Linked DNA regions of Mus musculus: region 2 is linked to region 1. The links are chromatin loops, found by intact Hi-C in ENCODE. Cell type or tissue: heart. All regions are shown on one strand. Links, peaks and the distances in the headings refer to the core of each region. The heading gives the core; the rest is flanking DNA. Region 1 overlaps Gm32184 (a long non-coding RNA gene). Region 2 holds the start of Nedd9 (neural precursor cell expressed, developmentally down-regulated gene 9).

Region 1 (10,680 bases), core at 1,846-9,845:
ATCCTGGCTTGCCAATACTCTATGGAACACTGTGCCTGCAGTGTGCCTTAGTTCCAAGCACCCATTACTATTGGGATAACTGTACAACAGGGAACAACCACAGGTACTACCAGAATTTGAGATGTGTGTATGCTTTGCTGAACAAAGTGAATAATCCAATATAAACCTGACAGGTAGTTAGAGGCAAATATCTCTTGATCTCACAGTTTTGCCCTCCCTGATGTTTTTTCTTTCTCCATCCCTTGGCCATGGCTGCACTGTTGCATCTCATTGACCTCACTGATGGGGCTACTGCCACACAGGCTTTATATTGTGTTCTGCTCTCCTTACTCTGACAAACAGAACATAGAGCTTCCATAGTAACAGTATACAAGGTCATATATAGCTCTTAGAATCATATATAGCTCTTAGAAGCACATGGAGAAGGTACATGGTCAGACAGCATGAGTGAGCCTGTTAGATACCTCAGTGGATAAAGGTGCTTACTCTGCAAGCCTGATTGTCTGACTTTGATTCCTGGAACCCACACAAAAGTAGGAGATGAGAACTCACCTCACAAAGTTATCCTCTGATGTCCACAGACACTCAAGGGCTTACATGTAGCCATCCATATGCACGCACACACACACACACACACACACACACACACACACACTCACACTGATAATAAATAAGCTCATTAAAGCAACAGGAAAAATAGATTTTGAGCCCCATTCTTCATTGTGACATTGTTTAGTGGGAAACTGCTCCCAGGATAATGGACGGGTGACCTAGGGATGGATCTTCATAGTCATAAGGCATTGCTTTTAGAAAAGAGATGGAAAGCACAGCTAAGCATGCCCAGGATGGGAGGGTGCACTTAGAGGTAGGAATGACTGAGAACCGAAGTTTCAGAAAGCAGCATAAAAAGGTCCTTTCTTTATCTAGGGGCATCTTCCAGTGCTAATAGAGATGACAAAGGGGCCGATCTTAAGCTGTCAAGGGTCCCAAGGTAGAGCTAAGATTGCAGTACAAATTTTCAATGTAGACACCCGGTAAAGATGAGCTTGGCTTTTAGGACTCATCAACTGGGATAATCCCAGTTGCAAAGTGAAGACTGGTGGGTGAGAGGTGGAACCCCATGCAAAATGAGTACATGGCTGTACTCCACATTCAGGAGACAGAGGCAGAAAGAGTGAAAGCTTAGGACTAGCTTTCACAACATGATGAGTTCGGGACCAGCCTGAACTATACAGTAAGACTCTGCCTCAAAAATAAAATAAAATAAAATAAAATAAAATAAAATAAAAGTAAAAATGATAATAGGAAAGATACTCAGAAGATGACAGTTATTGCCATAGGTCATTCTGAAATAGCCCACCCCAGTGAAATCGGAGCAAGAACACAATACTGCATAGGTGCTAGTTGTCAGGATCATTGATCATTCATTATAGACTGAGCTACACACTCAAGCTTAAGGCTTTTAAGTTGCTCAACCAACCCAAGGTTTACAGTGACAATTTTGGAGTTTTGGTTTCTTTGAAAACACAGAAATATTATAAAAACACATTTTCGTTTTAATCCCAGGTTTGGGATATGGGGCTGCTTCACATTGTCCACAGCAGCCATCTATGATTTGCCTCGTGCTCTAGCAGGAGTGTGATTTTTGCCACCTGTAGATCACTTCTGCAGTTGTGGGATGTTTGGAATTCTGGGGATTTTTCAGAAGGTATGTAAATAATAAGGCCCCCAGGGGCAAGGTTGTTGGTGGTTGGTTGTTCACTGTTTGACAAGTAGTCCTGTGCAAAGAAAGAACAGCAGCAAGAAATTAGATATCCTAATTATGGAGATCAAACTTGCCCCAAGGAACTCAACACCTCTGATCAGCAGGAAGTAGTCTAATAACAAGGTCGCCCAATTTCTGACCCCTGACTTTATTCAATAATTTCTTTCCTTTCTTCTCTATCCTTTTTTCTCTCTTTTATAATGTTAGAGGGTTGAAAGGTTAGAGGGAAGGTGGAGAAGGGTGGAAGAAAGAAGAACCCATAGAGTAGCAAAAGACAAGTTACAAAGGTCGGTACAGGAACTGCCATGAACTGAGCCCTACTGGGGCAAGCCTCACTCAGACTGGGTAGAGAAAGGCAGGGTAGGAGGGGAGTATTTGATATGAAGTTGAGCTATCACAGACGTCAATAAAAACAGTTACAGAGTTGGCTCTGGAGCAGCACAAGGTGTGTGATCAGTGAGAAAGCCTGCGCCAGAATCCTCTGAGGGACGTCAGTTCCCCTTATCCCTCATTGGAGAATCCTGCCTGGAATTCCAACTGCTGATTAGGCCTCTAGGAGAGAAACCTTCTCTCCAGATGGTAATGATTATACCACAGGCACCATCAGGAGGCAGGGGACTAGGGATGCTGGCATGGGTATCACCCTATATTCTATTTAATGCCTTTGTTTGTATATCACTGCACAAAGAGGAGAGATGGTCCTTCCTGGGGCTGCCCACACAACAGGCAACTTGCCTACTTTTAAAAACAGTTCTTGCATTCTTTAAGTCTGATATCACATCTTTAGGCCTTGATCCGCATTTGCATGTGGTCTAGCTTACTTCTCCCAGCTACTCCCCCTAATTGCAACCAGAGAACAGATACCTCTAGTGAAGGCCACCCCAGTTAGCCTTTCTTCTCCTAGAGAAGCCAGAGCTTGTGATATACCAAGCAGTCAGGGGAAAGTAGCAACTGTGTACTCCTCTGCCGAAACCAGTCCTCTCATAGTATCAGACTCTGAGAGGGTCACACGGGTAAGTTTGATGAAGTGACAGAGGTATGTCCCACTTTATCAAGTCACAGGGAAGCAGAGTCTGGCTGGAGGATTTAAATGAAAACGGAAAGAAGTGAGAAGAGGGGTCAGACAGGGAAGGACTGACAAGGACTTCCTTGGTAAACAAACGGGTGTTTCCAGGTGGTCAGTGTCCGAATCAGTTCATGAACCCTCTCCATTATTACAAAAATGGAATAATTTTGCAAGGCCATTGCAAAACTCACAGGAAATGAGCATCACTCAGGTTGCTAAATGGAAGTCTGGGTGGAAAAGACCAAGTTGGCCGGCCTCCGGGGAAATTCTAATGCTGACAGAATCGAAGAGAGGGGTAGGAGACTTACCGCTTGGATGCAGAAAGGTGCAGAGGTGTGTGTGTGTGTGTGTGTGTGTGTGTGTGTGTGTGTGTGTGTGTGATGTGTACACACACCCACACCTGTGCATGCACATGTCAAGACCAGAGGCTGGCATCAAGAGTCTTCCTCTGTTATCTCCACCTTATTCTGCGAGATAGAGTTTCTCAATGATTTCCCTAGATCTTACCAATCGCCCGGGCAAGCTGACCACTGAGAATTCTCCTGTCTTGCCTGCCAGCACTGCTTGCCAACATTGTATGTCCTGCCAATGTTTCCAGCTTTTATGTGAGTGCTATAGATCTTAACTCAGGTCCTCAAAGCCTTTCCTTCCTGAGACATCCTCCAGTCTCCTCTGATCTCAGAGAACTGTCCTCATCTTTGAGCTGCCATGCTAGACAACCCCTTCTGGTGACTCCATCCCTTACAAACATGCCAATCTGAAAGTCCAAATACTGACTCAATCCCCATTTAAAATAACTTACTGCCAAAGAGGGTAGTCACTGAGTCTTCTACCTATGAAACCCAGGTACCTTGCTTCTCTGTGCCCACTAGAGAGTTGCACAGCCAAGGGGAAGGGAGAGCCCCACATGTTAGCTCACTGTGGGGATTTAGCTGCCTGAGAGGCGAGTGACTTATGGAAAGGAAGTATTCCTTGGCACAAGTACAGACTCTGGCCACAGAACTACGGCCTTTTCATTTTTTTAAGAATCCAGGAGGTATGAATGGCCATTAATACCACAGAATGCCCACTTAGCATCTCACAGACTTGATTGAGAACTAACCTTAAACACGAGGCCATAGAAACCATCCTAGGAACAGGGCATATAGAAATGTTTCATTACCTCGGTCTTCTTGTACTGACAAGCTGCAGGGATCAGAGGACAGAAGAGTAGCCACGTGTTAAGTGTTATGGCCCACCTGAGTGACCTGAAAATCCCAATGACTTTGTCAGAGCTTGGAGACCCAGCCAATAATCCCTAAATAGTGTGAGGACTTATTACCCCTTCCACTTTACAACCACAAGTCAATTTGTGGGCCAAGACATCTCAGGAGCATAGTGTGACACTCTTTGGGATTTTGAGAAGTAACTGGGAGGTCTTCGAGATATCCTGAGGCTCTCATAATCCAAAATTTGTAGTGAAGCCTTAGCAGACAGCCTTTGCTATATAACCAACGAGTCACAGAGAAGTGTGTGTGACACATGAATGTGAACCAGTAAACTGAAAATCAGCACTGTCATGCACACACACATGCACACACACCCTATACACAACACACATACACAACACATACACCACACACACAGACACATACTACACACACCACATATACAGCACACATATCACACACATACCACACACACACACCACACTCACATACACAAACACACACACAGACACCACACATACAAAATTAGGACCTAAGTCCACAGATTCACCTTACCTCTGTGTTTACATGTGGGTTTTGTTGTTGTTGTTGTTAATGAAGTCTAGGGTAGATATGTTTTGATATGATCAGTCCTTCATTAGTTTGCCTAGTGGCTCATGAGAAAAAATGGTAGGTGTTCTCAGGTAGGGGTTGAGTCAAAATTGAAGGATTATTAAAAAAAAAAAAGAACTGAAGAAAGAAAGGAATGAGGGAGGGAGGGAAGGGGAGAGAGAGAAGAAAGAAAGAGAGAAAGAAAGGGAAAGAAGAAAGATGAAGAGAGACAAAAAGGAAGGACGGAGCGAGGGAAGGAGGGAGAGACGGAGGGAGGGAGGGAAAGGGAAGAGAAGGGAAGGGAAGGGATGGAAAGAAGAAAGATATAGAGTGATAGGAAGGAAAGAAAGAAGGAAGGAAGGGAGGGAGGGAAGGAAGGAGGGAAGGAATGAAGGAAGGAAGGAAGGAAGGAAGGAAGGAAGGAAGGAAGGAAGGAAGGAAGACAAAAACAACAAAAACCAGTTCTTCAAAGCTCAATCTGCCCCTAGCCTCTGTCTCCCTTTGATTTATACTCTACCATGTTGTAAAGTCTCAATCTTGTCTTCAGACACTGGAATCAGAGGTGCTGACTACAACGCTGTCTTTATTCTCCAGATCACTGGCCTGTCGAAGCTTGACTCCCCTTGATCCAGCTCAGGGCCACTGCAGCGTTCTCCCAGACTCACATAGAAGCTGCCATTTTGACTACAGGTTGCCAACGCTCTTGGATTAGCGTGCACAATTATGGGCAAAATCTGCTTCCCATTTGTCAGGAAAGCAGGAGTCTTACAATGTGTTTGGTTCCTGCAATTAATTCACTGTAAGCAATTTGGTCCCCAGATTCCCTGCAGTGAGAATAGCCGGCCATTTTCACAGTCATTGAACCATTAAATCCCTGTGTATACAAAACAAAGAACTAGGAAAGAATGTTGAGTAAGAGTTACTTAAAATGGTGATACAAATGTTACCCTTTCAGTAACCGTCCTAGCGTGATATATAATACACAAATATACTGATGCCTACGAGCATGGAATACAGAAATACTGTCTGTGTTGTGTCAGAAGCCAGAGGCAGCACAGAATGTGGTTGTCACAGTCACACGTTAGAGCATTGTCTGGGAATTACAGGCTTCTAGATCCCCTCTCCTTTTTCAGGAAATGCTACCTGCCCTGCTGCACCCAAAATACAGGAAAGGTAGAGTTTCTCTCCCTTCTGTCTGTAAACCAGGATGGAGGCTAAGTTACTTATCACAACAAAGTGTCTTGAGTTTCAGAGAGCATTTCCTCCGAACCTTCCCTGTGGCCAGTGTCTTGAATTTGAAGGCTCTTGTCAATTTCACCTTCTCAAAAGGACAAAGATAAATTAGGCACTGGTTCCCCCTGGTGTTTGATTGTGGAACTATACTTCCAAGATTCACCGATGGGTTTCTGTTTGTGGCGGGACAGTTTGCCCTCTGGTGGAGACCACAAAAACAGCCAAGATGCTAATTAAATATTTGTTTATTGAGTTTAAAGCAGTGAGTATTAATTCAAAGCACAAATTTTTAAATACGAAAATTACAAATCACTAACTATCACACACACAAAGAGAGCAAGCAGTTACATTTGGTAGGCATAGTGCTTAGGACTTGGTTGGTACAGGTTTAGTGGGAGTGATCACCCCCTAACACAGGAGATTCACCGGACAGTAATCACCTGCTCTCAGACATGGCATCTTGGGCCCTGGAGCAGGCAAACGCATGGTTCTGCCTAGAGATGTGTTTTTCATACAGTGTAACCAGCTGGTGCTGGCTTGTAGGCTTACATGGTTGGTGGCTGCCTCGTTGGCTCATGGCATCCAAGGAAGTGTGCCAAGAAAGAGAACCTAGAAAATTCTAAGCTCCCTCTCATGACCCACCTCAGAAGTCACCAGTGTCAGCCTGAGCTATTGATAGAAGTGGCTTCACCCAAGCTCACAGACAAAGAACATAACTCATCCTCCCGCCTAGAAGTGTCATGTCCCAAGGGAAAAAGAGGACTGGGTGTAACACATGTATTTGAATGGCCGTCTTCATAAAAATGTGATCAAACTATAGTGATTTTATTTCATTCTTTTCCAAACTCTGAGGTCAGTACCATCATTATCCCAATTTTGCTCTTCAGTGAATAGGGTCAAAAGTACTTTTTTTTTTTTTTAAAAGACTTCTTCATAACATCGGAACAGATCAAGCCCTACTAAATCTGTGGATTTGTGTGGGAGGAGGGAGGCAAATCTGTCCCCAGACAAGACTGTTAAGTTAATGTTTATTAGTGTACCAAAGACTGATACACTTCCAATCAATGAAAATATAAACCCACAGGATAGTGACAGACACAGCAGCTCCAAGGAAGAACACTACCAGGCTGACTTGGAGTCATCTATTATTCTGCAAGATCCAGCCAGTTCTTGCAGGAGAGACTAGCCACATAGCAATATGACAGAGATTACTGAGTTGGCTTTTGTGCTTATTGTCTTGACAGGAGGCCAGCTCCTATTTGCTCATCTCCACTGTGACAGCACTGACCTCATAGATCAAGGACTCTAGGTAGGAATTATTCCAATGGCCAATGCTAAGTAGATGGAAACGGGAAAGGTCTGTTGTTTGACTCTTCCTGGGGAGTCTTTATCTTTCCCCTCCAGATAGAGAGGACCAAGACAAAGGACCCCTGTAGACAAGTTCAGCTTGGTGAGCAAAAGAGTTCATTTTGCTCTATCATTGGCTGGGTAGAGTCTGCAACAGGTGGCAGCTGATGCTGCACTCAAGGATGCTCGATGAAGCAGCATCACCAAGTGGCAGGTTCTGTAGATGCCACATGGGTAAAAGTATGACATGCACAATTTGTTTCAGAACAACCCTTGTGGAAACAATGTGTAAAATCGGTAAAAAGGTGATTTCCTCTGTACCTTCTAGTAATGGGTACTTAAGTAAAAGTAAAATGAGCTAATGTTTATTGAGTAGTTAGTCTACCCCAGGAGGTCACGTTGCTTCTGCCTGAAGTCATTATTTGTCTCATTTCACAGATGAGCAAAGAAAATAACAAGATAAGTACAGACACTGCTTTGATTCTCCAAGTGAGAGATGGGGAGGTAGGGGAACCAGTCCCATAGTGCTCACGGATTTAGAAATGATTTCATTGTTACATCAATGACACAGAGATGATACATTTACTTCAGTATGTTAATAACTAGTCTTTGGACGATCTTAAAAATAACACCAGTTTTAAAATTCTACTTCCTGTTTGCTCATTGCTGGTGAATAGAATACAATTGCCCCTGTAGTATCCTGAAATATTGCCAAACCAAACTGAAGGATTTTTAAATCAATTCTGTGGTATTGTCTGTGTAGACAACTATTGCTCGCCGAATAGAAGTTTTCTTTCTTCTTGATCTGTATTTCACTTAACTAATTCATCTTGACTTTTTATACCAGCTAAGAAGTCCAGCATAATGCTAACTAGGATATTAGGAGTAAATACCTTCTTTTTTTTTAAATCTTAGGAAGAAAGCCTTCAGTATCTGACCTTTTCATTTATATATACATATGTACATATGCATATACATATACAAATGTTTCCTCTTTAGTCTGTTAATATATTAACTGATTTTATAAATGTTTAGTGTATCAGTGTTTTACTTGCATGTTACAGCTGTACATCACATGTGTGCCTAGTCCCTGAAGAGGCCAAAAGAGAGCATCAGGTTGCCTGGAATTAGAGTCATGGATGTTTGTGAACTGCTGAGTGGGTTCTGGGAATTGAACTCAGGACCTTTTGACTGCTGAACCATCTCTCCAGCCCCTAAATTGATTGTCTAATATTGTACCACCTATATGTCTGGAATGAATCTCACTCAGTCATCACACATTTTTCTTTTATGTATTAAAGGAGTTAATTTTTAAATATTTACTTGGAGTTATGCTTAAGAGAGGCACTGTCCTGTGTCTCATTTTGGTAACATATTCATTTGTTTTTCTTCTAATGTAAAACTGGTTTGTTAAAGGGCAGAGAGGGTTTTGTTCTCTGCTATGTTACTAAACAGTTTGGATAGAAAGAGTACTATTTCTTTTTTGATTTGATAAAATTAATTGATAAAGATATTGGAATTTTACTTGTAGAAAGTTTCATATTACGAACTGAACTTCCTCAAAAGCATTGTAACAGTGGCTCCCAACCATCCCATTGCTACAACTCTTTAATACAGTTACTCATGTTGTGGTGATCCCCAACTATAAGTTATCTTCATTGCTGCTTTATAACTGTAATTTTGTTACTGTTATGAATCATAATGTAAACATCTGTTTTCCCATGATCTTAGGCCACCCTGTGAAAGGGTTATTGAACTCCAAAAAGGGTCTCAACCCATAAGTTGTGAATAGCTGCATTAGCGTGCCTAACCTCTTCTTGAAGAAAATTCTGTATTTTGAGTCTTTCAAGGTTACTACTACTACTATTACTAAAACTAACTAACTAACTAACTAGTACTAGTACTATTGTTAGTTTATTTTGAGACAGGATCTCAGTTATTTCAGGTGGGCGTCTAACATGCTCACTAGCTGAGGGTGACATTAAACTGTTGTGCTTCCTGTCTCCACCTCTTGAGTGCTAAGGATACAGGTGTGCACCACCTCTTCTGGTCTTTGCAGTGGTGAAGAACCTGGGACTTGTATATTCTAGAAGAGTGATCTACCAGATGAGCAATGTCCCTGGCCCCTTTATTTCATTTATCAAATCTATTTGTGTAAAGCTGTCTGCCATATTCCCTTAACCGTCTTTTGAATGTCTGTGGGGTCTGTAATGATGGTCATTTCTTGTTTCTGATATTGGTAATTTGTGTCTTCTCTGCTTTCAATCTAATAGGTATGGTTAAAAGTTTATCATCTTTGTTGTTCTAAAACACAAGCTTTGGGTTCATTAATTTTATTTATTGTTTTTCTGTTTTATTTATTCATGTTCCTATATTTATTGTTTCTTTTCTTTTACTTGGCTATGGGTAAACTTAAAGCTGAAAATTGAGGTCATTGAAATGAGGAAGTTCTCATAAGTTGTTTAATGCTAGAAATTTCCTTCTACACTCTACTTTAGCCATAAGCCACAACCAGCAATGGTCATTTCAGCTAATGAAATTTAATGTTAATTTTTTAATTTTAATTTAAAATATTTTCCAATTTTTATTTTGATCTTTTTAAAGTCTGCTATGTATTTTTAAAAAGTGCTATTCAATTTTCAAATCCTTGAGGATTTTCCCAAATACCTTTCTAGTATCAATATCTATTTCAACCTGTTATAACCATAGACTATATTTTATAAGACTATACTCTATTTAAATTTGCTGAAGTTTATTTAGTGGGTATATATAATCTTCCTTGATGAAAATTCACATATATTTGAAAATAATATATTCTGCTATCATTGGATGGGTGTTTTGAAAGGGTTTATTAGGTCAATTTGTTTAATAATAGTCATGTCTCCTGCATCCTAATTTTCTGTCAACTTGCTCGATTATAGAAAGAGGTATTAAGACAGCTAATCTTGATGTCAACTGCTCAGTCCTTGTGACATTGTTTCCTGGTCCTAGAGCAGAGTCAGCAGGATTTGGAACTCCACAAGTATTAACAGTTGTTATGGGCATAGAGCTTGTTTATATAATAATTACATAATTTACTTTATGTTCTTCCTTTGGGAGATGTTCTCCCTGCCAAAGTTATCAGGGAATGTTCTCCCTGACAAGGTTAATGACTCCATGATAATTAGAAATGGCACAAGTCCAGGAGTTGAGGGTATCTATATTCCTCAGCAAAAATGGTAAATTCTGTGACCTTTAGGACATTTCTTGAGGCTGTGGGAAAGAGCCCTGAAAACATGAGTTCAAAAATATATAATTTCTCAATTATGCAAAATATAAGGGTACAATATTAATTGTATGAGGGGCTTCATGAACCTAAAAGAACAAAGGCAGATGCACCAATAAGCTAGCTTGTTAGAAAAATACAAAGGCAGGCAGATTCCTGAGTTCAAGGTCAGCTTGGAACTGAGCAAGTTTAGGCCTGGGTGTGG
Region 2 (10,680 bases), core at 1,575-9,574, 210 kb before region 1:
AGATTTCTCTGTGACCAATGGCCCTGATTGTATCTTAGTTGTGACAAACTACTATGCTATTTCATTAGTATACATGGATCTTTGTCTGTCTGTCTGTCTGTCTGTCTGTATGTATGTATGTATGTCTATTTATCCATCCATCCATCCATCCATCCATCCATCCATCCATCCATCCAAATTATATATCATGCAATACATAGCTGTCAGTTATCAAATGCCAGTATATGCTAAGAAGCAATGACTTTCATTTACAATATTCTTGCGACTATTTAGTAAGATAATGGTCTAAAGTAGTAACTGAAAATTATATTGTGAGAAAGAAGCAAAAGTGGGATTTGAAATAAACATTCTTTTTCTAATGTGCTGTGGACCAGTGGAACCCTTGTAAAAAGCTGTTGGCACAGATGTTTCCTGTAATTCAGCACTGGATATATTTGCTGAGTGCCCACTAGGAGAAAGGCTCTGTAATTTCAGGAATTTCGAGGTTGGTCAATAACAATGAGGAAACCAAGCACAGGATGCTGGCAAGTGGGGGCTGTGTGCTATAAGCACACTGCTGGCTCCTTCTACCTGTGAGCCTATTTCCATCACGTGCACCGTTACCTGTGGTAAACTCCATAATACTCAACCTGCTTAATTTAGTAATTGGAATTTAGATATAATCTGCCATGAAACCAACACCAACATTTCAGTATCCACTGAGGACACACTCAGAGTTGAGGCTAGCTAGGATTCATTGTCTACTCCCTCTGTGCTAGGATCCCAGATAAGAACTTTACACATTAGCCCAGACTTTAGAATAATGGTATAAAGCAGTTAATATTGTCTCAAATTCACAGGTAAACCTGAGGCTCTGAGAGTTTAATTTGCCCAAGATCATGGGGCCTTAAATCACAAGAAATGGAAATGTCTTCCTCCACTCTCCATCTTGTTTCTATTACAAGACTATATAAAGCCAAGTCCCTGCCTATTCAAGGCTGACGGAGTCTACATTACACTTTTAACAAGGGCTTGTCTGTTGCTCTGCCCCTACTTATCGGTAAAGGATGGGCCTTTTGTATTCAATGTGGCTTCCTTAAAACTGGCTGCACTGCAGGTATCATTTAGATTAGTGGTTTGACTGAAAGGGGTTAATAAGTAAGGCAGTGCTAAAGGAATAAGGCAGGGGTGAAAAAAAAGTCAGGTCTGCTTCAGGGGTTAGAGGAGACAAAGGTTTAGGCTTTGATTGCTTTATGGAGTGGATAGATACGGAGGCTTTACGAGTGGGACTTAGTAGTTACTCAAATCACACTGGCTTGAAATCACATGCCCATGAAAGGAGTGGGAACCCCCACAGAAGAGTCCAAGGGGCAGCCAAGGCAAGAGGGAGAGGGAGTGGGCACTAGGGTGTCATGCCCATGTGGGTAGCAGGGTGCCAGTGAGCCACACAAGCATCTGTTATTAGAGACTCATAGGAGGGCTCATTTGAAAAGGTAAGATGCGGCCCTGGTGTACCGACACAAAGGAGAGACAGAATCTACCAAGGCTTTGAAAGGTGTCGAGGCAGGATTTTGTCTGGCTTTGTTTTATTTTGTCTGAGACTCGGGGTAAGGAGGAGGGTACGGGAAGGCACTTGCAAGGTTCCGGGCACAGGGACAATGTGTGGTCTAAGAAGAAGGGGTTGCTGAGGGCTTCAGCCTGTGTTGTACAGCGTGCTAAACATGTTATTATCAAGACACCTGCAATTTTGACAAAGCCTCATCTCTGGACATGTAAAGTCCTTTAGCTTTAAACTGGGTTTCCTAGGTAAATATAAAACCATAAATAATGAAGCTATGCTTTTCAAAACGCCTTCTGTCTGCTTTTAAATTTACAGGCAGCACACACCATTTTGAAAGCTGGTGGGGTTGGAAGGGGACCTAAGTTTCCATTGAACACAACAAGCAATTTAGAAAAAAAAATTAAAGCTTATACATCAAACCAAAAAGGGGTATAAATGGTCATTATCAGCTAAACCAAAGGTCTGCTATAACTTCTCCTTTAAGACAGCTTTGGAAAATAAAAATATTTTCTAAGTTCCTCTCCAGAAGCCTTTGACTGTAGCTTTCTCTTTTCCTTGAGTTTCTTTGCTCTCATTCAATTGGACTACAGGAATCTGAATTCCAGACTATAGGTGTTTTAAAAACTGTATTGCCATATTCTACTATACCTTGTTTTTAAAGTCAAACCATTGAAGAGTGATTTTTTCCCTTTCTTTATATTGACTAGAAAATAGATTAAACTTTGACTGCAGACACTTAAGGGTTCTGAAACTTGGCAAAGCCTCAAAAGTGCCTCAGCCGCAAGAACTCAGTCACGTGCTGCACTTAGTGAACACCTTCCAGGCCTGGGCATGAAGTAGGTTGGGCCTCATTCCAGGCCCACACTATGTGGGCAGGGCTTTCAGGGCTCCAGTTAAAGATGAGGGACTGGAACTAGTCCCTCACCTGCAGAAGAAAGGGCAATATCCTCTGGCAACCTTCATATCCTCCCATCTTCTATTGGACAGGCAAGCCAAGGCCATAGAGGCATAAGGAACATAGGCTCTACATTAAAGGAATTTTATATAGAACATTTTGTTGTTGTTGTGTCTGAGACGAGGTCTCACGATGTAGCCTTGGCTGGCCTGGAACTCATAGGGATCCCCCTGCCTCTGACTCCACAAGAGCCGTGATTAAAGGTGTGTTCCACCATGCCTGGCTTCATTATGTAGAATCTTAACAAAGGAAGTTTGTACAATTCACTGTCATTCAGACAGACTCTTCTCAGAGAAATGGAACCTTAAACACCCATGACAGTCTTTCCACGAACAAACAAAAATGTAAGTAAACTAAAAGCAGACTAGATGTGTACTAAGTGGAAAGATTTACCTAAAGCAATAGCTTGCATTCCACAGCCCTCATAGTTGTAATTGCTGGCTGCCTCGAGCTGTGTATTTTGAGGACAAACTGAGTGGAAGTTGATTGCACCCTGGTTATGAACCCTGAAGTAGCTAAACAAGACCATCTGGTTAACAACAGACAAAAAAGAAAGGAAAAAGAAAAGAGAAAGAAAGAAAAAGAAAGAGAAGCCTTTTAAGCCTGACTTATAAATCTTACAATGATCCATTTTTAAGCCCAAGCTAAATTTATAGTTTATGTGCAACATAGTGTTTAAGAGATAATTCCAGACTCCTGGGTTTTACAATCTAATAATTATCTGGTTTTACTACTTAAGTAGCTCCAATTAAACAAATAAATGCCAACTTCGTATTTCAGTTTGCAGAGTTACCACTGAAACAAAATAGAAGACTGACTATCCTGGGAGAATACTTGGGAGGGAATAGTTCTGAACTTTCTGAGGCCAGAACATACTGGTCTGAGGGATGTTTTAGGGAGTTACAGATGATTTCTGTTTTAGGGTTTGCTTTCCCTTTCCTGGTAGTGTTTAAATCACCAGTATTAGATCAAGATCACTTTTAATCCCATGCTCCTCAGTTGGTGTGTCGGAAAAAACCCATCATTTAACTTCTGTGTGCCACAGTTGCTACTTTGGGAAAATAAGTGTGCCTCGGAGCTAATGGGGAGAGTTAAGTGTGACGGACTTGTATCGCTTTACCCATCATGCCTCTGCTTCAGCATCTCCTACACAGAATGACTAATTCTCTCCTGAAAGACAGTTATCTTTCATTAGCTAAATAGACTTTATGACAGAGGGAAAAGTGGCTCGCTTCTGCTATGGTCAACTCAGGGTGCCCATGTGTGAGTTGTTTACTTGGGGAGCATAGCGTTTTTGCTGGTGAAGTTGTCTACAATAATAATGAGATGATGGTGATGATGGTGATGGTGATGATGATGATAAATAACCATGTATTTCTATTGCTCGGCAAAGTGTTCAACTCTGGGCAGACTCAGCCAAGTGGAAAGCATTCCCCAGTTGCAGTTTCTCACCTGCAGTGTAAATCATCAGTCCCCATGATATTTTCTTTCCATAAAGAGCAAAGCGAAACATGATGAGGTCACTGAACCAAAGTGACTTTAGATGTCGTCACATGTCCTCACCTTCTAGACTACAGCACTCAGAGTTCACACCAGCTATTTAATGTCCCAATGATGGACAGAGTTAATCCTTTCTCTTTTCTCTATAACACTGTCTTGATTCAACAACAGGGAGAATGGGAAGGAAAAAAAAAAAAACAACATTGCAGGCTTGATACCATGTATCCCCATCACTTCCAAAAAGATTCTGTTCCTGCCAGGTAGAAAGCTGCATCATTTCTGACTGACTCCTAGAGCTTTCCTTTCTTCTGCCCCTCCCCATAGATGTACGAAATGGAAAGCTGATAGGAGATGACAATAGATATCTGGGTCTTTAGACTGCTGGAACTTCCCCAACAACTATCACTCATGCTTTGGCTCACAGCTTTTGAACAAGATTTATAGACAGGGAACCAGTGGCTGTTAGCTACAGCCTTCTATCCCAAAGGAAGGGCCAGAGGCTACATACCGCAGAGGGAAGCCAAGTTAGCCCCTAGCTAAGTCAGTTAACTGGCTCTGTTAAGTCACCTTACCAAAACGAATTTTTGAAATGACACAGTCCTTTAAAAGTCGAGGACTCATGTCTCTTCACCATTAAAATTAAAAAAAAAATTTTTTTTTAAAAAAAAGGATCGTAAGTAAGTACCGCCAAGTCATTGCCATGAACTGCTACTGGGCCAAGTCCCTTGGAAACTGCCTCATTAGACGGGATGTGCTGAGCAAGGCATAATCATTTTGCCAAGAGTAACCCCAGAAACCGTGGTGCAAAATGCAGTGGAAAATAGAGCTGCCAAAATTATGAGCAGGACATTCTGTAAGCGTCAGGGAAAATAAGCCAGCCGGAGCCTTCATACTTTCAGACCCGTTCAACCCCAATAAAGAGTTATCCAGAAATGACTAACAGCCATTTATTCATAAGGATGTGGGAATTCTCCATCATCGCGCCTATGATAGTGTCTGGGTTTTTAATCTGCTTCTACCGAAAGGACCTCGAGCAGACAGCTTCCCAGATCAAGTGCTTAAGGCAAAAATCTGAAAAGGTGCTTTTAGAACCTGTCAGAGACTCAGCAGTTCTGACTCTCCTTATTATGGCTCCCCAAGCTGGCTTTGGTCAGGCAGAGACCTGCGACTTGCCTGCTGCGAGGCGAGTTAGACACCCTCTGATCTCTGGCGGCGGCTCCTATGCTAACTCTACTCCACCGCCTTCCGCCACCCACAACAACTTTCAGAACCATGCACCAAGAACTAGTGGATCTGAAAGCGCATGTCTGCTGGCGGTACACCCGGGGGAAGCCTGGAAGCGAGATCAGACGCAGCTCGGCAAAACCAGACACACAAGGGATCCCTGCCCAGTTGTCAAGGTGGGAAAGGCGCCGGCCGGCACAGCTGCCTCTAGCTTCTCAGGAGACGGCGTACAAGGCACTCTTACCTTGTACTTCATCTCGGCGGTGATCTGATGAGCCCTGGTCCTATCGAATCACACAGTGAGTGAGGCACTGCAGAGTCCGCCCCTCCATTGAGCGCTGGGCTGGATGGAAATGAGAAGCCTTCGCCTCCCGCGCACTGCGGAGTCTCTGAGCTCACAGCCCAGATCCAGACCAGCACGGCGCGGGCCTCGTTTGCATACCGCGCCGCCATTGGCTGCTGGTGGCGGTGAAGGTAACGCCTCCACCCCGCCCACCTCTAACTTCTGAAACCCTCCGACAAAGAGCGTGTAATACGATCATTTCTTTTCACGTTATCAAAAGGGCGGAGGAGAAAACAGAAAGTGGGGAGGCGGCCCCAGCCACCCGGAGAAATAAAAATATAAAGAGGAAAGACATAGGAACCAGACAAAGGAGGTACGTTCCTTTTGAGAGTAACCTAAGTTTTAAAGAATCCGAATTCACAAAGCAGTCTGACGATCGCGCTTCCTGTGACCTAGCAACTAGTTCATAAACCCATTTCATTTCAAAGCCATTCACCTTACAATCTCTACATGAAACGAGCTGGAGGAACAAAGGGTTTTCTGTCTCCAGTACCCCCCCCTTTTTTTTTTACTAACCACCCCTGCTGATAGCTCTCTTTCCCTGTCTTTTCTCTTCCCCTTCCCTTTTCTGTGGCTGCTCCCCTCACCCCCAAGTGTTCAAAGTACTTTGCTAAGTCAGTCTGCTAGGAGCTGGAAAACATTTCTTTCTCAATGAAAAGGAACTCACTCATAAGCACCAGGCCTTCCCGGTTCTTCTCACTAGGACCTCCGAGGATAAAGGATAGGTGGGAACCCATGCAGGTTCTATAGAACACACCCGATACATCACGCCTGTCCAGCCAGCACTCTCCTCTTTGACCGCTGGCATTGCCAGATTCCGCTTTTGAACACCGAGGCCTTTTCCTTTTGACCTCTCTCCCCCAAATGACCCATTAGCCCACTCACACTTATTATTCAGGGAGAACGCTTCTGTTTGATAAGCCTGGTTTAAAAAAAAAAAAAAAAAAAAAAAAAAGAACAGCCTCTTTCAGGCAGAGCGCGGGACATGATTTGTAGAGCGGTTCCATTCTGAGATTTCTATAGAGAAAGAGAATCACTCAGGAGAAGACAGGCTTTTCTTTTCCTCGGGCCTCAGGACTTGGAGTATTCAGGACTATCCCCCAGTTGGGATGCATTCCAGCCAGACTGCACGACTCGGGTGGAAAAAAAAAATCAGCTCTTACTTCTTTCCTGACTAAGGTAGTCCAGAATCAGTTTTGCCTCCCCAATCCCCTTCTAAATTTCCAATGGATTAAAACTTTTGAAAATAAATGATTTAAGCCAAAAGCATAGGAGAGCAGATGCCGCATAAAAGTGGTTTCTGGGGGTGGGGGTGGGGGTGGGGGTGGGGTAGGGTTTACATTGACAATTGAATCCACATTTGGCTGCAGCTTGGAGTTTGCTCTACAAGATGTCCCTGGCCACCTTCGTGAAGTTGACATCCCGGTTCAGGCCCCTTCCAGGTCATGGCTTTTACTTCCTGATCTCAAAGCCGAATTGAACCTGTGTGATTCGCAAGGTCTTTTGTACACAGATTAGGCACGAAGCAGATTGCGGTAGCAGGATCATCCTGGCAGCCCTGAAGATTCACACTAGGGACCTATGTTTGTAGGACAAGTCAAATCTTTCTCTCTAGATTTGTCCTGGTTCCCCAGGAGACAGAGATAGCATTCCTTTGACTTCTTCAGCAGCCAGGCTGAATCATGCTTAGATGAGTGGATTAAAGCAAGGCTAACCCATTCAACCTCAACATTGCCAAAGCCTGTGCTAGGCGTTTGTGAAATTGTCTTCTCAGGGTAGATGGCTTGATTCCTATCAGGCAAATCGATACACATTCCTTAACTTTGCAATGCTAGCCTTATAAAATGAGGACATAATAATGTGTACCTGCTAGGGAAGAGAGCTAGGGTTTTCCTTGAGTGTGATAGGAAGCCATCTAAGAATTTTGAGAAAAAAACAATTTCCCTGTTTTTGCCCTTATTATCATGCTGTGATCTCAGTGCAGCCTAAGTAACACAAGTCATTTTGTTTTTATTGGTTATGCTCCCTCTAAACCTTTTGGAGAAACACAAATTCAGTAAATAAAGGAATAGCCCTTTCTGTATTGATTGCCTGAGACGCTGAATGTGAAAAATATGAAAAACTGATTATATAATTAAATTATTCAGGAAACCAGTGGGTTGGTTGGTACCTTTCCAGAACCGCCAAGGACCCTGGGCTCAGTCCCAACCCACGCTCACCAGCATCCTACGAGTAGGTGCCTCTTTGGAGAAAGCCATGCCCAGTTAGACCCTACTGCATCCAGGAGTCAGGGAAATGGCACCCGGTGCTTTCTGAGGGATTTTATTAGTAGCCATTGGACGTTGGTCAGAGCACACATGGAAATCAAGCAAATACTGGAACTGCTTGTGGCTCAGGCAGAACCCAGTGGCTATTTTGTCTGGGTGAAGGAACTAGAGCCCATGAGCAAGGAGGAGAGCCCCCTGGGGAATCAGCAAAGAGAACTCAAAGCTGACACGCAGAGACCTTGAGCCCTCTGGGTGTGATCCTACTAGTCATATGTATGGTAAGCCACTCTCCCGACTCTCCACTCTATTTAGAGATTTCTCTTTAGTTTCCTTCCTCGAAATCTCTCTATCTTCAGCGTTACTACCAGTTCCCTTCCCAGAGGACAGAGGGGATGGCGTTTAGATGGAATTGAACAGTCTCTTATCGATATGCTAACATCTTAGGAAGCAGACACCTTGGTGTGGACTATAATGAGAACTTCGCCAATCCTCGTTTCAGTTTTTTTCCTCCACACCCCAGGCTTATTTATACCTTACTGGCATTGCACAGATGGGTCTTTCTACAGAGAATGCTCTGGCTGCTTGTCCGCTATCAGGCCTAGCTCAACACACTAATGCCTTTGTGTGTGCTGGTCCACAGCCCCCGCCCTGCCCACCTCGCCCTTTCAGAACAAATCTCTCCTTCCCCTGACTGTGCTCCCATTGTACTTGGAACACAGATCTCTTAAAAGTGCCTTTTCCGTGTTTGGATGCTGATGGTGCGTTGACGTCTGTTTCTACAGCTTTGGGTGGGTTCTGGAAGAACAAGGTGATGGCTAGTTGATCTCTCTGTCTCTTTATACCCTGTATGTACTTAAGTCATTGCCCTGTGGATCAGGAAGTAATTCAGAGAACACATGTTTACCTCCAAGTTCGGCCTAGTGCCCAGGAAAGAAATAGAAGAAAATCCTTATGTCTGAGAACACCCTCCAGGTCTCATTTGTTAGCATAGACACAGGATGCGCCTTTTCAGAGCCAATGCCAGGCTGCTGTCAGTCCTGTCTCTGTGAGCCAGGAACAGCATTCACATTGCTAAGTGGCTTGGGAGGAGGCAAAAGAATAACATCTTGAGAGATGTAAAAATTAGGCGTAATTCAAATTTCTGTGTTGTCTATACGAGAAAGTTGTGTTGGCATATTTATGTACAATCTGTTGAGTTGCAAAGCTGGGGCTGAGTGGTTGACCCTGAGTTGGTAAACAGCGCAAAGCTAAAGAACGTATTTATTATAAGATAATACTATAGCCACGCATGGTAGCACATGTCTATAATACCAGCTCACCCAGAAGCACTTGGTAACTTCAAGATCAGAATGGGTGAGCTGAGACCACCCTCTCTTCCCTCCCAAAACAACAAATCTCACAAAAATCAAACAGGTATGACAAATAAAATACTATCATCTGCCTCTCCACAGAAAATGTGCCGCTTATGTTCTAAAATGCTACAAGACTTTTCTGGTTTTGAGTTCAGATCCTTCTACAGCTGAAACAACCCAGAAGCTGGCTGAAGACCAGACCAGAGAAAGCAGGCTGAACAAAGAGGCATGCTAGGACTATGCAATACTACTTCTAGTTTGATGTCACTTATTTAAAAATCTGTACATACGAAATCATCTCAAAAAAATAATGCCCATGATGCTTTTCCATTCTATGTCACGTCTATAAAACCCCCCAAAGACAAGCCACTGAGACTTCTCTTTCAGTACAATGACTTTCCCCAGAGCTTTTTACAGTAGTTGTTTACAGACATTGTCTCCCTTAGCATTTGTCTTGTGGGCCGAATCCAGGAGGTGGATTGTTCTTAGCTTATGTATTACAGCATGGAAACTTCCGGAAAGGTTTGCAGTTCACACGAAGTTACAGGACAGATGAGTGACAGGTTTACAATAGAAACCCAGGCGGGCTCCTTCCTGGGTTGGTGTAGCCCTCACAAAAGAGCGACAGTGCCCATCAGGCTTCTTCTCAGCACAATTATCTGAGCCCTGCTGATTGTTTCTTTAAGGGTAAGTCTACAGCTCAGTGGAGGACTAGGCATATGGTGATGCTGTCAAATAGTGTAAACATACACACATGCACACACATACAAACACACACACACATACACAAACACACACACATACAAACACACACACATGCATGCACACAAACGCATGCACACATCATACACACATACAAATACACATACACAAACATACCTACACACACATACAAAGATGCACATGCATATACCACACACATACATGCATATACATACACACACACATACAAACACACACACATACACACATGCACACACATGTACATATACACATACACACATACACACATGCACACACATGTGCACACACACACACACACACACACAGCTCCTTTCATTATTCCTCATTCTTTTCATCCTGTTTACCTGCATCTCATCTTGCCCCAGCTTGCAGTCCATCTCTTCAGGAAACATTTTCTAGAAAATCCATTGCTGCCTATACTCTCCAATTCCAGGCTCCCATCTTTCTCTGTGTCTCCTCCTTAGCTATGGCTAAGGTCATGAGTTACCAAATTCTACTTCTTTTAAGAAGCAATCATGACCATTTGACCTTCTTTTCTCTATAGGTTGGACCCAACAGGCCACTGTCACCAGTGCCAACCAATTCAATGTACTTAAAATATTCGTTGTGGGTCATAGGTTACTCAACCCACCCCACCAGCACACTCTATTAACAACAGAGAACTAGGAATAAATTACATTTCCTGAAGAGGTTGGTAAGGAGATATTTCTTGAAAATTTGTCTCTGCAGATGAGGGTGGTATATATTAAAAAGAC

Evidence for each region. Hi-C counts contacts between places; a loop is a spot of excess contacts. Peaks named below come from ENCODE experiments on the same cell type or tissue, not always from the same donor. Only the 100,000 strongest peaks of a DNase experiment are listed, where the experiment ranks them.
Region 2: a loop joins it to region 1, with 4 times the contacts of the local background. A loop is called at or near these places in 7 of 42 quality-filtered maps.

The regions. Positions count from the first base shown.
Region 1 is chr13:41,566,200-41,576,879 of GRCm38, forward strand. All of the region lies in intron 1 of Gm32184 (a long non-coding RNA gene), which reads right to left. Among named protein-coding and RNA genes, the nearest start is that of Tmem170b, 34 kb to the right of the region's middle. In heart, for the core only: CTCF peaks have their summits at 6,035 (motif pointing left) and 6,241; a DNase peak (open chromatin) is centred at 5,992; H3K27me3 peaks cover 885 bases.
Region 2 is chr13:41,353,390-41,364,069 of GRCm38, forward strand. Nedd9 (neural precursor cell expressed, developmentally down-regulated gene 9) reads right to left here and starts at 5,612. Exons shown (of 7, transcript NM_017464.5): 1 at 5,464-5,612. The coding sequence starts at 5,475. In heart, for the core only: a CTCF peak has its summit at 5,672; DNase peaks (open chromatin) are centred at 2,392, 4,872 and 5,612; H3K4me3 peaks cover 3,539 bases; H3K27ac peaks cover 2,747 bases; H3K27me3 peaks cover 400 bases.